2 separate regions of the Mus musculus genome follow, and region 1 is linked to region 2. The links are chromatin loops, found by intact Hi-C in ENCODE. Cell type or tissue: left cerebral cortex. All regions are shown on one strand. Each heading gives the region's core, and the rest is flanking DNA. Links, peaks and the distances in the headings are about the cores only.

Region 1 (2,809 bases), core at 25-2,524, 150 kb after region 2:
GCCCCGGGAGGCGGCCTTCGGGCGCTCGGCTGGTCGATCGCCCCCACCCTGGCCACGCAGGCCCTGGTGAGCCGCCCGACCCGGGGACCCGGGCTTACCTCGTTGCGAGCGCGGCTGCTCTGTCCCGGGCCGGGGCGCGGCGCTGGCGGCCCCTGCAGCGCGGAGAGCGAGCTGAGGGAAAGCGGCGGTAGGGCCGCTGGGCCGCTGGGCAGGCTGGATTCCTTCACTGCCTCAACTCCGCGCCGCCAGCCCCACGCAGGGACACTCCCGCCCGCGCAGCCGCCCCCTCCCGGCGGCCGCCCGCCCCTCCGTGTCACTCACCAGGAGCACACACCCCGCCGGCGCCCCTCGCTCGGGCTTGCACACACGCCGCCGATCACGCCTCCCTGGGTTTTGTATCCGCTCACACGCACGTTCTGACACGGATCCTGTCCCTCCACACGCCCTCCCTAGCTCCTTTCCCACCCTACTTTCTAGAAGAATCCCCCATACAGCTTCAGCACTTCATTGGCTTGCCCCGCACCAACCTTCTCCCCTTCCCCTCCAAACCTCCACCTACCCTAAACTGCCCACTACTGTCCAAACACTGGGTACTACCCGCGTGAGGAGCAAGAGAATCGCTCTTCCCTACCCAGGAAAACGAACTTTGCTGCCCCAGCACCGTCTGCAAAGGCGAGATGCTTCTCCGGACAGAAGGTAGTAATGCTTTCTGGGAGTGAGCCAAGCTCAAATGTAAACAAAGATAGCTTATTCGGAAAAGCCGCGGAAAATCAGGCCCTGGGATGAGCTCTGGGGGCTCAGCCCGACCTTTGAAATCAGACTGAGCTGAAGTGTTTTGGCTCCTCGTCTTCACTCCGGGTCTCACGCGGGCATCTAATCGTGCGTGATCACCCACTGAGCTGCCCTGAGCTACCCAGTGGCAGCGGCTGGTGATGTTTCTGCCTGGGAGTGCAGTAGTTGGGAGAGGAAAGGCAAGCATTATTCATGATGGACGCACTTTAGATCGCACACCTCTTCCAGAGGCAGCAGAGGGAAATGCAGGCTGCTCTCAGGTTTATTTTTGAAGGGTAACTTCCTAGCCGCCCTTTCTCTGAGCAGTAACTGTTCCTTGGGTGAGTGGGGTGGGGGGCTTCCTGGCTCTCAGCCCTCTACAAATATCAAATCAGTCGGTTTCGCCTCTCAAGCTCAGAACAGCGGAATTGTATTCCATTTAAGGGAGTCGTTATTTGAAACGAATTACACTTTCAGGTAACATTCGGATCTACAATACATCATAGCCCAGTTGACAAAGGTCACTCTGATTAAAAGAAGAGATGAAAGGAAATAACTCATTTTCTTACCTGACTGGGAGTTTTCTCCCACCCCATAGGCTGGATTGGTGAATGAGTGTGCTTTATTTAGTATCTGATCCAACCCTTCAGATAAACTCAGTGGGTAGGTATGTTTTTTTTTCGCTTATTTGCAAATAAAGAAAGGAGACAAAAAGTTAAATAGCTTGTCTAAGTTTTCAACTAGTAACTAGAGGAAGAATTTGAACCCAGTCTGGCCCAACCTTTGTGCAGACGGAAAAGCCAGCTTCTGTACAAGTCAAGGACAAATGCCACCCTATTGCTTATTGAATTTGAAAGAATTAATTAGTAACTTGGAATGATTCAACTTGGAGTGTGGTGCACATTTCAGGGCTTCTTGCAAAGTAAGTCGTTTAAGTTTTGAGCGAAGGTTCCCCCATGACTAGAATTCCAAAAACAAGTAATAAATTATCGTTTCCCTCAGGATGGGCTTTGGAAATAACATTGAACTCTGGCTTCATTCCTTTCTTCTACCACTTCATAACCTTCCTGGGACTCCAAATCCAACTTGCTTACTGAAGTCTGACAGAAAAAATGCTTTCAAGACCAGAGGGATGAAAGGGTTTTCAGAAGCCAGGCCTGGCCTTTTCATATTTGAGGGTGGCTTTCCAGTAAGTCATACCTATAATAATAACTGCTTTGTGGGCCAAGAGCAGAGAAGTCAAAACGTGGGACTGATGTAAAAACAGAGTAACAGTTACCGAAGGACAAACCTGACTCCAGCTCATCTCCAGGGCGTGGTGGCCCTGCCCAGAAAGGGCAACGGTCTGAAAACCCAAAGGAAACAATGCTATCTTTCAGGAGTTAGACCCGGCGTAGCAAGAGAAATCAGACTGCTGAACGTCTTATTGAGAGTTTCAAATCAAACTCAGACCTTTGATTGCTCAAAGTAATTTGGTTTGAAAAAAAGTAAAACCTTAAGGTTTAAAGCACTTGCTGAAATATCAGTAAAAGCGTCTTGCACATCAAATAACTAACAAGACAGCGTTTTGATGAGTCAAGAGTAAACAATCTTTAAAATCATATAAAATAGATCTGTACTAATATTACCCGGAAAGGTAAAAACCCAAAGAAATGGAATGTGAAAAAACAGCAACAACAAAACAAAACAAAAACAAAAACCAATTTGTGTTTTTAAGTAGATGTTGGAGAATTGTTTGAAAAAAGTACATTGTATGAAATGATAACCAAGAGTTTATGCCAGTATGATTCTCTTCAGAATTATTTTGCAAGATTATACTCATTTTACTGTTTGATTAACTAGATTTAAAAACTAGAGATCCCTTTTGTAGCAAACAAATGGCACAGCAGCAAATGTCTAAATATATAAGGGCAAAGTGTGTTGGTTTGTATTTCCTCATGTTTAAAATCTCAAAGTGATATTTTAAACCTGCAGCTACCGCTTTCTGCCATGTTGTCTCCTCCACTCTCAACCCCGTGTGCTTCCTGTAAGCATGGGG
Region 2 (2,809 bases), core at 86-2,585:
TCACATGAACAGTTCATACACCCACCCAAACACACACTACACACATATACACAAATTTACTACTCAACTCATTGTCCTTTTAAATATAATTAAGTTCAAGTTCTGTGTGCACATGGAAGTCCCTTGCATTTAAAGAACTCAGCAGACCCCTCTTCCTCAGTGAACATTCTGAGCATGAGGACTGTGCTGTAGCTCTGTCATTGGCCAGACGGTGTAACAGAAACACAGAGATGAGTGACCTGCCTGGAGTTACAGAGCCCACCCACCAGTATTTCAGGGTGAATTTTAGGGTTCTGCCCCAAATTGCTGCCACCCTGAGTTGTGGATTGATTTTGGCTTGTTGGGAGAGCCCCTCATCACACAGCCACATGGATACTCACTGGCTTCTTCTTTAACTTTGTCCATTTCTGCCATCAGTGAAACTTCTTTGTCAATGATGCTAGGGAACAACAGAAACAAAAAGAACAAGAACTTAAAGTTAAACTTTTAACAAGTGATGGAAATACACACACACACACACACACACACACACACACACACACTAAATGATTTTCATTAACCCCAAATATTTTTGTGCAACAATGCCAGGAGAGCACCTTTTCTCTAAAACTGAAGCAACATGAGAGGGATGTTCCCCAAGGATAACACCGTGACATCTGCTGATTAACTCACTGTCTGCACATCTGAAAGGAAAAGGCCTTTCTGACTACCAGAACTGTACGGCGTTATATTTAAGTCAGAGTGTATTTTTTCTTTACACATTCCAAGGTTGCAAAACAATGATAAGTATTTGATAAGCTGACACTTAAATCATCATGGACTATCCCCAAATGTCTGTGTTCTTGTTTCTGAGATTCTAGCTGGGGATGGGAGGTGGGCCCAGTTCTGATGTAGTCGTTCCTAGGACCATACTTGGGCAAGCCTGCTTAAGGTTGCTGCCCCTGACTGCTCTGCAGTACAAGTGGATGTTCCCATATCCTCAGCACAGCAAGGTCATGGTGAACTTCTTCCAATATAGTTCATTAATTAAAACAATTATTCAAGTTTATTTTTCTCATTCCAGCCCCTAATCTCCCAGTTCTACTCTCTAAAAGCAACAACATAGCACAGAGACCTTTTCTATTCCCTTTCAGATGTGTCTGTAAAACCAGACATGAGCTTTAACTTTCAGTTGGTAACAAATTACCATCCATCCATGCATCCATGCATGCATCCATGCATGCATCCATCTATGTATCTATGCATCTCTTATCTATCTGTCTATCTATCTATCTATCAATCTATCTATCAATCTATCTATCTATCTATCTATCTATCTATCTATCTATCTAATCATCAATCTGTCATCTATTCCATCTATCACTTATCTATATATCTATTATATCATCAATTTGTCATCTATCTATTTCATTGATCATCTATTTATCATTTCTCTATCTTACTACCATCTATCTCAGTTATCATCTGTCATCTATCTTTCTATATGTACTATCTATCATCATTATCATCTATGCATGTACATGTGTATTTTCTCTATCATCTATCTATCTATCATCTATCTATCTATCTATCTATCTATCTATCTATCTATCTATCTATCTATCTATCTATCTATCTTATCACCTTACTATTATATGTTACTATGTATCATCTATCTTATCTATCTATCTATCTATCTATCTATCTATCTTAATCTATTTAATTTATCATCTATCTTACTCTTATCTATCTATTTATCTATCTTTAAACTAACCATCTACATACATACATATATACATCTGAAGTTTAAGGATTGCTGAAATTGTAAGCATATTACTTCATCACCTAAAACATTACTAATAGTTTAATGTTCCAGATATCTACTCAGGTTTCTACAACTGACCCCTAAATCTTTCCAAGACTTGTTCTTGTAACTGAATGACTCTTTTAAATGTCTTTAACCTACCATTTCCCTCTCATCTGCTTTCTCATTTCGTTTGCCATTTATTTGAAGGTACCAAATTGGCCTCAAAAGTTATTCAAAGCCTGAATTTTACTAATTACATCTCTATGGTTTCATTAAACCTACTCTTTATGCTTCCTATTAAATTATTGGATGTAGAAATTTGTTATGATTCAGGGTTGACTTTTTTAAACACAGGATACACTTAAAATATTCCTCCAGAAGACATCTCAAATCTGTGCTTTATTACTCAATAAAGACATATTGAGTACAAGACATTCTTCATTTTGTTATTAGTAATCATCACTGTCATTGTCCAGATCAACAAGGTTTGTAGGAAGTCTTTGATTTGTATGAGTCTCTCATTTATTTGCTGAGCTCTTTATTCAAAGAGAAACTTCATAGGCTTGGACTTAGTTCAGAGTTAGGGCACTTGGCTAACATGATCACAGCTCTGGGTTTAATCCCTATGGTGTCTGTCTCTGCCTCCTCCCCTCCTGTGTGTGAGAGAGAGAGAGAGAGAGAGAGAGACAGATAGACAGACAGACAGACAGACACACACACACACACACACACACACACAAAGACACAGAGAGAGACAAAGGGAGGTTGCAATTGTTAGGTTATCATTATGTATAGTTTGGATAGGTAAGGTACATGTTTGAGTTTTCTTAAATCTGTTTTCAAGCCAGTTAGGTCTTTAGCATTCTACAAAGCTGTCAATGAATTTTTATTCTTTTTTATATCATTTTAATTATGAATTTATGTAGTATGCATTTCAATACATGGCAGTTTAGATTTCCAATCACCTGTACTTTCAAAATTTACAGTGTTGAACATTTCCTTCTTGGTTATTCTACAAAACTG

What was found. A loop is a pair of places that touch in the nucleus more often than their neighbours do. Peaks named below come from ENCODE experiments on the same cell type or tissue, not always from the same donor. Only the 100,000 strongest peaks of a DNase experiment are listed, where the experiment ranks them.
Region 1: a loop joins it to region 2, with 4 times the contacts of the local background. A loop is called at or near these places in 2 of 42 quality-filtered maps.

Annotation. Positions count from the first base shown.
Region 1 is chr1:57,772,314-57,775,122 of GRCm38, reverse strand. Spats2l (spermatogenesis associated, serine-rich 2-like) reads right to left here and starts at 262. Exons shown (of 14, transcript NM_144882.4): 1 at 99-262. In left cerebral cortex, for the core only: a CTCF peak has its summit at 1,023; DNase peaks (open chromatin) are centred at 279, 668 and 953; H3K4me3 peaks cover 1,035 bases; H3K27ac peaks cover 974 bases.
Region 2 is chr1:57,920,996-57,923,804 of GRCm38, reverse strand. It overlaps Spats2l (spermatogenesis associated, serine-rich 2-like), which reads right to left. Exons shown (of 14, transcript NM_144882.4): 10 at 381-439. Among named protein-coding and RNA genes, the nearest start is that of Kctd18, 48 kb to the left of the region's middle. In left cerebral cortex, for the core only: no CTCF peak of the experiment used is centred there; no DNase peak of the experiment used is centred there.